2 separate regions of the Homo sapiens genome follow, and region 1 is linked to region 2. The links are chromatin loops, found by intact Hi-C in ENCODE. Cell type or tissue: heart left ventricle. All regions are shown on one strand. Each heading gives the region's core, and the rest is flanking DNA. Links, peaks and the distances in the headings are about the cores only. Region 1 overlaps LOC124909357 (a long non-coding RNA gene). Region 2 has its middle 240 kb from the start of LINC00692.

The links. Peaks named below come from ENCODE experiments on the same cell type or tissue, not always from the same donor. Only the 100,000 strongest peaks of a DNase experiment are listed, where the experiment ranks them.
Region 1: it touches region 2 in a loop (17-fold over the local background); 32 of 110 quality-filtered maps call a loop at or near these places.

The regions. Positions count from the first base shown.
Region 1 is chr3:25,902,439-25,907,829 of GRCh38, forward strand. All of the region lies in intron 1 of LOC124909357 (a long non-coding RNA gene), which reads left to right. Among named protein-coding and RNA genes, the nearest start is that of LINC00692, 31 kb to the left of the region's middle. RefSeq lists an enhancer at 3,626-4,291. In heart left ventricle, for the core only: a CTCF peak has its summit at 2,024 (motif pointing right); no DNase peak of the experiment used is centred there; H3K27ac peaks cover 532 bases.
Region 2 is chr3:26,112,632-26,118,022 of GRCh38, forward strand. No RefSeq gene overlaps it. Among named protein-coding and RNA genes, the nearest start is that of LINC00692, 240 kb to the left of the region's middle. RefSeq lists an enhancer at 5,211-5,391. In heart left ventricle, for the core only: a CTCF peak has its summit at 2,417; no DNase peak of the experiment used is centred there.

The DNA of each region.
Region 1 (5,391 bases), core at 118-5,117, 210 kb before region 2:
ACAGAGAGGATAAGGGATAAAAATAAATATCATCTTGGAATATTTTTAAATGCACAGTGACATTTCAGGAGAAATGTACTTAGTTGCCTATTTTTTGAAAAAGCAAAGATCAGAGAAGTGAAATGTGGGAGTGATTCTATTAATGTTTCTGGTAGATTTTCCTATATTCTTAAAAATCTCAAGTTTCTTTCAGATTCATACACTAATAATTATATAAAGAGGGCAGAGAAAACAGCAATTATTATGATGACTGGATTAAGTACCCTGGCATGAAACAGAGAAAAACAAGCGTATCTGCATATGGGAACATGGCCACATAATGTTTTCAGCAACAGATTTCTATGGAGGATTTTTGGCATGAGTAATAAACATTCATATTGTTGGAATTGCCACATGAGTTATACTGGGGACTATTTTAAGATAAACCGGAACCTGTTAATTATTTCTTGGACTCTATAGTTCTAATTTATGTATTGTAAGATAAGAAGAATGTAAGTTGTTGATGACTTTTCTCTGGAGCATTATTAGTGCAGGTGTTTGTGGTTCTGAAACAATTTGAAAATTAAAAAATTCTGTGTAGCATTTTCAAGTCAGTAGGTGTAGGGTGTATTGATGATTCAAACTAATATATTCTGATTCAATCAATTATAATTGGCAGAAGCAGATTAGAACTCTAAGTAGGATGGGATATTCTTACCATTTTTGACTTCTCTTATCCTCAGAATGTCATGAGGAAAATGTGATAATAATAATAATGCCAATCTCATAGTATGGCTACTGTGAGAATCAGATAAAATTATGTATGTGTAGGGCACTTTGTAAATTACAAGTTACTAAATTGTATCTATACTTATTACCATTTTAAAAACATCGACGTTACTTCTAGCAGACGCTTATGATGCACCGAGCTTCATCCTGTTAGCCCACCTGATTTTAGTGCAGCTTAGGTGGACAGCTCCATGTGAGTTAACAGCATCCCTCATCAAGCACAGGATGTGACCTCTCTCTGCTGCCTTGGAGTGCTTTTTGTGAAAGCGCAGAAGGCTGATCAGTCATATACAGACACAACCTGGAAGCTTGGGGAAGCGAATGCCCTATGAGATAGGCTTGCTCCAAAGGCTGGTGGGAATCAGTGCATAAATGTCTCAGGCTTCTTGTCCTCTGGTGAGACAAATCTGAGATATGGCCCACGCCATTCCCCAGAGGAGCCTCAGTGAGAGTGAGCTGTAGTTGCCCACAGCAATAATCAGCAGATTAACACATGGATTGTACTGTCTTTTCCCTACTCCCTCACTTCTGCTTTCTGGGGCTGCCTCTCTTCAAACCATCTGCACCCAGCCTTTGTCTCAAGCTTTGCTCTCTGGAGGTATTACTCTAGCCTAACTCCCTCTAGACATATTAGCATAGTGCTAAAGAAACAAAAAAACATCAAACTACAGCAAAAATGAGATATTTCAGTAAGCACCCTATGGAGAAAAATTCCTGGCAATGAGTTTTACTACCATACTGAAGGGATTAGGGAACTGCTGTGATAATAGGTACTGTACTCAGGACTTTCAGAACTTCAGAGCTGTTGTTTTCAGTATATTTCAGACCTTTAATTACAGAAGAAAGTCTTGAATGTGGGGAGTGGGAACTCAAATCAGTTCTGTTTGAGTCATTGAATAACACTGTATAAAGTCTGCTGTTATAAAGCACTGTGAAAGGGGCGACCTAAGGAATGAAGAACAAAACATCAAAGGAACAAGAAAGAAGGAAGAATTAAGAATCGTGTGGATAATTGAGTCCCCAAACTTTGCCTGTTTTAGGCTTCCTTCCAATCCAGCATTTATCTTGGGACTGCCGGGTCTTATGTTCCATGAGTGCTGGGAACTCTGTGTATTGTTCCCTCTGTGTCACCTCACACAGCACATGGGACACAGCAGCTGCAGATAAGCAAATTTGGAATAAATGAATAAATTAACTGATTGAATTTCCCTGCTTAGGAGTGTGATGTGAGGGAAAGCCTTAGACCAGAAGGTGGCAGAAGGGGTTCAAGCCTAGGATCTGTCATTAACCTGACACATCAGCTTGCCAGCTCAACAGTCCTGCTGGTGCTGGTTATCCCAACACCGAAACAAAGGCCTTTAATTGGTTTCAGAGTTTTAAGAAAACTTGTTAAGCAACCGGACTTTGAGAGCAAGCAGAAATGGGTGTGAATCAAGACATCCCAAATGGGTGACCTTGTGAAAGTTAGTTTACATTTCTAATCCTAAAGTTTTGAGTTTGTCAAAGGGATACAATGATATCTTCCTCTATGGATTGTTAGGATGCTAACATTTAACATAGATAAAACTTTTCATATATAGTAGTCAATAATGTCTACTATTCCCTGCTATCTTCTTTTATTATTGGATTTCTGTGAGTCTCCATTTATCTGACAAAGAACCCTAGACTGGAGGAAATAGAAGAAAAAGAGTAGGACTGAGTAATTGATAGCTTGGGAAAAACCCTTCCAATATCAAAGAACTATTTATTTTTGTTGTTATATATCCAAATATTATAGATATATTATCAGGAAAGTTGGCATGCATACTAGTAATTTATTTTCTAGAAAAACTAGTATTTTTAAACTTTCTTAAAACTCAGACGTTTTATTTTTGGTCTTCCAGATTTCTATTGCCTCTTTGTTTTTTCATCTTCTCTTTGTTTTCACGGGTATCCTGCTTCCTTCTGTCAGGGGCTTTCTTCTCCTCCTCTTTTTCCCTGAGGACTTGGAGTCTTGCTGCGAGTTGGTAGTACTGTCTTGAGGACTCTGTTCTTGCACCGACCTTTTCTGCCAGTTCCTGAGCTCTCCAGCCCCTTTCATTAGAAGGAGCCAAGCATTCATTTGTTCACTGAGCATTTTATTTTTGTAGCAACTTACTGAATCTTCCAGTTCAGTGGATGCATTCCAGGCCAGAGGCTGCCTAAAGTATTTTTCAACAAATACTGTCCTCCAAACTCTCCTTCCTGGGTGTGAACTTAAAGATTGTTGGATGGGAATGGGCATGCTTGGCAACAGAATGCAGAGGGGAAAACTGGTGAGTTTGGTGAGCTGGAAGCCTGGCTTTACCTGGCTAATATGCCTCAACTGGTGAAGACCCTTTGGTGTTAGAAATCATTCCTCCCCTCCTTCCAAATTAACCCCCAACAAAGAAACAACATTTTTGCTTAGAAGAGTTACTTGTTTCTGTGTCATACTGCAAAAATAGCTGCCATTCTTCATCTCTTTCTATACCCTTCCCTTTGCAATGCGATCCCTTCTCTTTGCAGCTTCTCCCATAAAAAGGTACATTCTGTTTCTCTAAAACTTGAACCTAGGCTGGACTTATGACTTTCCTTGACAAATAGAATGCAGAGAAGTAACTAAGTGTGATTTAGAAGCCTGGCCTCAGGAGGCCGTGTGGTTTCTACTCTTTCTTTGGGAATGCTGCCAGCCATCATGTGAACAAGCCTGGGCAGTCTGATGGAGAATGGGATACCATGTGGGCCAGCAAGGAGTCAACCCAGTTTCCCAGGCAAGGCTTCAGACATGTGAAAGAGCTTAGCCAAGATTAGCCAAGCCTGGGCAAATGAGCAGAACCATCTAGATGGCCTAGAGATTCTTGAGTCCTAATACAGGATTGTTTTAAACCATTAAGTTTTGAGATGATTTGTTATGCAGAAAAATTGAACTGAATTTAGGTTTTACAAACCCACTAATATACACTATGTTAAATTGATAATTTAGATTCCAGGACGGCAATGACAAGCATGGATAATAATAAATACCAGAGCAGAGATGGGGCTAGAGGGCAAAGTTCCAGTATGCAAGGATGTTTCTTCAATGTTGCCTTTATCTGATCTCATTGATGGGCAATTCTTTGAGGACTCAGGCTCTTTAGTGGCTTTCATAGTATAAAGCTTTTGTAATGTCATTATAATGTCATCAAGTACTTTTCCAGCTCAGGAGGTCTCAAACTCTAGGGCTCCACATTCCTTTTCTAGGAGTTTTGTCTGTCCTGGGGTATTGTGAAAGATGGGCACACAGGACAAATCAGGTGATGACTGAACTAATCTTGGGGCATTGCTGTTGGATGAGCAATGTTTATGAGAAGTTTATTGAAAATGTTCTGTTTATACTTCCTATATTACATTAAATTGCATGACTTCAAGGAATTATTTTTCAAAAAATCATTTTTTTTTGTTTCCAAGTAACTAAAGATGTAAGTAAACGATGAAAAGTCAGTTTAACTTTTGTTAACTCAGCATTTAATCTTGTGCTCATTGGCTTACACATGACAACAAAAGGTCTTTAATGCTGAGTCTAAAAATAATTTAAACGAACATGATGTTAGTAATTTCTTTCTGGAAATTCCTTTTTTTCACTTAGCAAATTATTTTCTCTCTACAGAAAGCGAATGCTATATCCAAGGCTTCCTCTCATTTAAAAATTTTGAAGGGAGCTTTTTCCTTAATTAGCTAGAAACATCCAGATTTCATTGGCTTTATCCAGAGGCTGTAAGTCCTCATCACTAGTCAAACTCAAAATATTCAGAACGGAATTTGGTAAACTCAAGAAGAAGTAATCTCTAGATATTTGAAGATATTTCTATATTTATATGTTTCTCCTTCAGGAAATTTTAGGACTACATTAATATTTTTTCATCTAAGGTGACCAGCTTTTCCATTTTTTAATAGGATTGTGAAATAGTCCTTACTTAAGAAGATGTTTGAGATTCAGGAGAGATAAAAACTAGATAGAGAAAAACACTGTTGTGAATCATATGCTTTCGAAAAGGAAAATGTTCAAATTATCACAGTGTTACATGCTGTTTGGCTGGTTGGCTGTGCCAAGATGAGATTGGAACTTTGCCTGTCAGATCCCTTGGCTTCACTGAGCAGAGTTTTGTACCAATACTGCAGTAAAATTCTTGCTATTTATTTAAGACACAAATCAACATAGAAATATATACTCTAAGCCTAGAGAATCGAGAGAAAACTAGTCTTGACACAAAATTAGTAACACTTAAATTTATTTAATTCAAAGTCCATGTTAAAGCTCCTTCCAGAAAGAGGCGTATAGAGACATTGCCCAGTGATTATTATATGTCAAGAGTCTGATGCTCAGATTGGGCAAAACCAAGAGCCTCTTTTTCTCTCTACCTCTTTGCTGAATGTCTTCTTAAACTGGCTTATTTTTTCCCAGTATTATACATTATAGCTATGTATTATACCTATAAAATTAGATGATCAGGTAATGTAAGGCTTGCCTTTTTGAGGCTGTATTTGTATCCGAAGACAGAGAACAGATCATAGAAAGTCTGTTTATCATTGAGTTTATCTCAGGTGGCCACAGAGACATTTTTATGGAAAATGATTATTCTCTAT
Region 2 (5,391 bases), core at 156-5,155:
TGAGGAATCCATTAGAAGAAGGGAAGCACAAATGAACAAATCAGTGGTATAGGGGCTACTTCTGAATGCTGGAGTCTACTGGGGCAAGAACTGATATTTAAATGAGTCAAAACAGGAGACATTCCACGTGTTCCTTGAAACCTGGGGATGGGTGATAGATAGTGACAAAAAAGAATGAGTTCATTAGCACCTTGGATTTCTATAGGCTGAAGAATTTTTTCTGAAGCTTGCTGCTGAAGATCAGACAGATACAGCTGACATCCTGACATCCCTAGGAAGATCACTGTCTGGCTAAAACAGAGGCAGTATGATCATTGCCTCTTCTTTTCTTGCCTACAATGCATGACTCTCTAAACTTAAAGACATATAGGTGGAACCTACCATGTTATTTTGACCCATAACTCTCTATAGTATTTATAACAGTGTTTTATGAAATGGAGTTTCCTGGGATGAACATGGTATATATATACATATATATTTTTTTCAGAGCTGAATAAAGAGCCCTGGACATTGAACTTGGTGCATTAGACTTGCAAATCACCATTGGGAATTATGTGTTCAGGTCCTGCTCTTGTGTCCATAACACCTTTTCCCCCTTTAAATTTAGCTTGTTTATTTCCATAGATATGTACAAACGTATTCATAATTAATTTAGAATAGACCAAATGTCTAAAAGCGATAACATTGGGGACTAGGATAATAATTTGAAACAGTGGTACTCAACCTCTTCAGTGCATAACAGATATCAAATATTAGGATGTTTTGCTTTGTTCAAATTCAAAATGACACTAGCTGAAACAGATATGATTGTAACACAATCACATCTACAACAGCACAACAATGTCTTGCAGCATCTATAAAAACATTCACACTTCATTTTGTCCTCCTTCAGCGTCAGGCTGTTGTTAAATAGTATTACTTGCTGCCCTGATGTTAGACTTTTCTAATATACTTAAAACACAATGTCCTCATGTTCCGGGAGACTCACAGTCTTTCCGTTTGGTAGTCTCCATGCCTCTGCCCCTTGCCTCAACATTATAGCAATCATGCGTATGCCCAGAAAAAATAAAAATAAGATTTCACTTGTTGATCAAAACAGCGCTGGTGAAATGTGCTAGTGAAAAACTCTTACTGAAGTATTATATGCAGCATTCTCATTGACTCTATTTAATTCTGTGGGGGAAAACTACAATTGACTATAAATTCTTATTCTGAACTGCTTATCATACATTCTCCCGTTGTCCTAATTAATATTATCTTGTTCATTTTCGCAGATGGAAGAAAGGGAATGAAAAAAGAAAATGAGTTCCTGAGCTATTTTTTAAAAACATATATCATTTTGCATTTTATAGGTTATAACCTATGTATAATGCTAGCATATCATTTAATGCTAACATATCATTTAAAAACCCCACACACAAGGCAGTATACACATGACCAGCTATTTGTTTTTTGTTTTGTTTTGTTTTCAAATAAATATTATATCCTGTTATGAGGTCCATTTTAATCATGCAGCACTACCTTATTTTCTTAAAATAAAACAACCACATACTATTGCTTTCTAGTGAAGTATTGCGATTTATTTAATCAGACCCCAAATGGTAAAAGCCTGGTTGTTTCTACATTCTTGCCACTGCAAACAACACTGCAAAGAATGTTTGCATATTAATTTGCTGACTACATGCTACCTATAAATGTAATAAGTGATTTTCTTTAAACCCTGTAAAATTATCCTGGCTCTTTAACACAACATCATAGTAAGTGAGGAGAAACTGGAATGGTCAGTGTATTAGTCTGTTTTCATGCTGCTGATAAAGACATACCCAAGACTGGGCAATTTACAAAAGGAAGAGATTTAATTGGACTTGGAGTTCCATGTGGCTGGGGAAGCCTCACAATCATGGTGGAAGGCAAGGAGGAGCAGGTCACATCTTACGTGGATGGTGCCAGCCAAAGAGAGAGTGAGAGCCAAGCAAAAGGGGTTTCTCCCCATAAAACTATCAGACCTTGTGAGACCCATTCACTACCACAAGAACAGTATGGGGGAAACCACCTCCTTGATTCAACTATCTCCCACCAGGTCCCTCCCACAACAATGGGAATTGTGGGAGATACAACTCAAGATGAGATCTGGGTGGGGACATAGCCAAACCATATCAGTAAGCATTAACCCCTCATTCCCATCCGTATTGTTGTAACCTGTACCTCTCATATTTATTTTCCATCTATACCTCACTACTTGCAATTTTCCTTAACATGCCATGCTGTTTCACAGCTCCCTGTTTGCTTCCAGGAGTGCTTTTCTGCATTGAAAACCTAACAAATTTCTACTCATCTTTTAAAATCTATTCACACATTGTTACTCCTGCAGAAACGTATTCCCTCCACTACCAGAGTTAATTATCCCCTTTCTTGCAGTGCCCTCTACCTTGTACACACTCCCTCACTGCCCAAATAGCCCTTGATTATAATTATGTATATACATGTTTGCCTTTCTTATTGGACTCTGAGATCCTGACAGATTGGGACTATAACTTACTTGTCTTTTTATCTTTAATGCTAAGTAGACTCATTCTTTTTAGTTATTATCTATCTCTGTTCTTGACACAGTAGATCTTTGTCTAATGTTTGTTAAATGACAAGTGAAAACATTCTAAGTGAACTTGGCTGAATTTAAAGAAGAAAAGCATTTGGGGCCTGTAGTCAATTGTTAGTCATAGATTTGAGGAGATGATGGGGAGTTCTTGTGTTAGAAAGGTCCCTTGGCATGGTGATGGTCTCAGCCTTTTTTCCTGCTTACTCTCTGTGAGTTTTTGGCATTTTCTTTTCTCTGATATTCTTTAGCTTGTTGGCATTGTGACTTTGAATGTTTTGTTAGGCAATTTCCAAATTTACAAGTTTCAAGGAAGCATAATAAAGTTGATAGAAGGGACAGCACTGACACCAAAGTAAAAAATCTTGGGTAAGAAAGAATGAGTGACCAAAAAACGCTTAATAGACCTAAAATATTTATTGGTAATGATGTTTCAAAAGGAATATATGTCTATGTGAGCATATTCAAGGGAATTCCTTATTCTAAGTATGTTGCATTGCCATTAACTCTATTCCAGCCAGGATAAATGATTCCTGCACTTAAAGTGTACATCAAAGACTCATTTTAGCTTTTAGTATAATTACCCTCTATACTTTCAGTATTCTCAAACAATATTCTGAATGACTAATTTTTTAAAACTATAGATTACAGGAAAATAAACCCTCAATTTTTTTAAAAAAAGTATCTACTTTAAAATGTTTTGCTTGATTTTTTAATAGTTTCTACTATGCAAAGAATCAACTTCAAGTTAAATGGCTTGTCTGGTAATTAAATGGAAATTTCTCTCAATATAAATACTCTAAAACCAAACTTGTAGTTATTGCTGTAGTGAGAAGCAAGAGCTTTTAAACCCATATATTAGATAAAATATATTAGTGTCTCAATATCTTAGATTAAAACTGAAACTCTCTACTCATTAAACAATAAATCTCCCTTTTACCTTCCCCCAACCTCTGGTAACCATTATTCTACTAACATCAGCTCTGTGATTTTGATTACTCTAAATATCTTGTAAGTGGAATAATACAGTGTTTGTCTTTTTGTGACTGGCTTATTTCACTTAATATAATGTTCTCAAGGTTCACCTGTGGTATAAATGTATGTGAGAATTTCTTTCTTAAGGCTGAATGATATTCAATTGTATGTATATACCACATTTCACTTATCCCTTCATCTGTTGATGGGCACTTGCATTGCTTCCACATTTTAGCTATTGTGGATAATGCTGATATGAACATTGGGGTAAAAATATCTCTTGGAGGTTTGTTTTCAATTCTTTTGGGTATATACCCAGAAGTGACATTGCTGGATCATATGGTAGTTTTTTGAAAAACAGTCATATTCTTTTCCACAGCTGCTATACCATTTGACATTTCCACCAACATTGCTGCAATTAGTTCACATCCTCACTAACACTTGTTATTTTGTTTTTTTAAATTGTAGCCATCCTAATGGGTGTGAGGTGGTATCTCCTTGTAGTTTTCATTTGCATTTCCCTAGTGATTAGTGAAGCTGAACATCTTTTCATGTGATTTATAACCATTTGTGTGTGTTCTTTGGAGAAATGTCTATTCAAGTCCTTTACCATTTTTAAATTGGGTTATCTGTTTTTGTGTTGTTAAATGTTAGGAATTCTCTATATATTCTAGATATTAATCATTTGCCAGATATATAATTTGCAAATATTGCCTCCATTTTTGTGGGTTTCCTTTTTCTTTCTGTTGATTTTGTCTTTTGATGCACAAAAGTTCTAATTTTATGAAATTCAATTTGTCTATTTTTCCTTGTGTTACCTGTGCCTTTGTTGTTATATCCAAGAAATCACTGACAAATGTAATGATATGAAGCTTTTGCTGTATGTTTTCTTCTAAGACTTTTATAGTTTTAGGTCTTTGACCAAATCTGAGTTAATTTTGGTATATGATGTTAGGCAATAAGATGTTATTCTTCTGCATGTGGATATCCAATTTCTCAGCACCATTTGTTGTAAAGGCTGTCCTTTCTCCATTGAATGGTCTTGGCAATCTTGACAAAAATCATTAGAGACTTTTTAACAAGATGGCCAACTAGATGCAACTGGGAAGTGCTGACTCCACTGAAAGAGACGAATATTTTGACTAAACCAACATAATTTGAACAGATTTTTGGAGAGAAAATACTGAGACTGGATGCAGAAGTGACATAGAAGCTGAGACTGAAGAGAGAGAAAGCTGGGAACCCTGGGCATGGTGCTCGAATGCTAGAGTTGGTTCCCACCTCCAAATGGCTCTTGGGGAAGGGGTGAGTGAAGGGACTGTGGGACCGCCCACTGTTGCTGTGTACCTCTAGGGATCCTAGCTGCAGGGGACCCCACATCACACATGGACAGTTGAGTTGGCAGGGGGATCTTCCCAGATAGTAGATGGAAGTGGGCCTTAAGCCAGTAGGGAGCCAGGGGCCTCCGTACACAGGACAGCTCTGTCGGCCATATCCCAGGGCTCCCCATCTTCCTCCAAGAGACTCTGGCCCCGTTTAACTGTGGCCAGGAGGAAGTGGAGCTGACTTCCCTGTAGGTCTGCCTGCCTGCCAGTCCTTCCCAGGCCCCCTGCCTGGCCACCAACCAGGAGACTATACATAATACAGCCTCGATGACCAACCTGGGTACTTTGCTCCATCTGAGTGCATTCCCAGCAGCCTGGGAGCACTTCAAATCCCCCAGCACACCTGGAACCCAACCCAGAGGGTGGGGATGATGGAGCCACAGGCCAGTCCTGGCAGCCCAGGGCTGCCATGCACCACTTGGGATTGCTAAGCCTGGG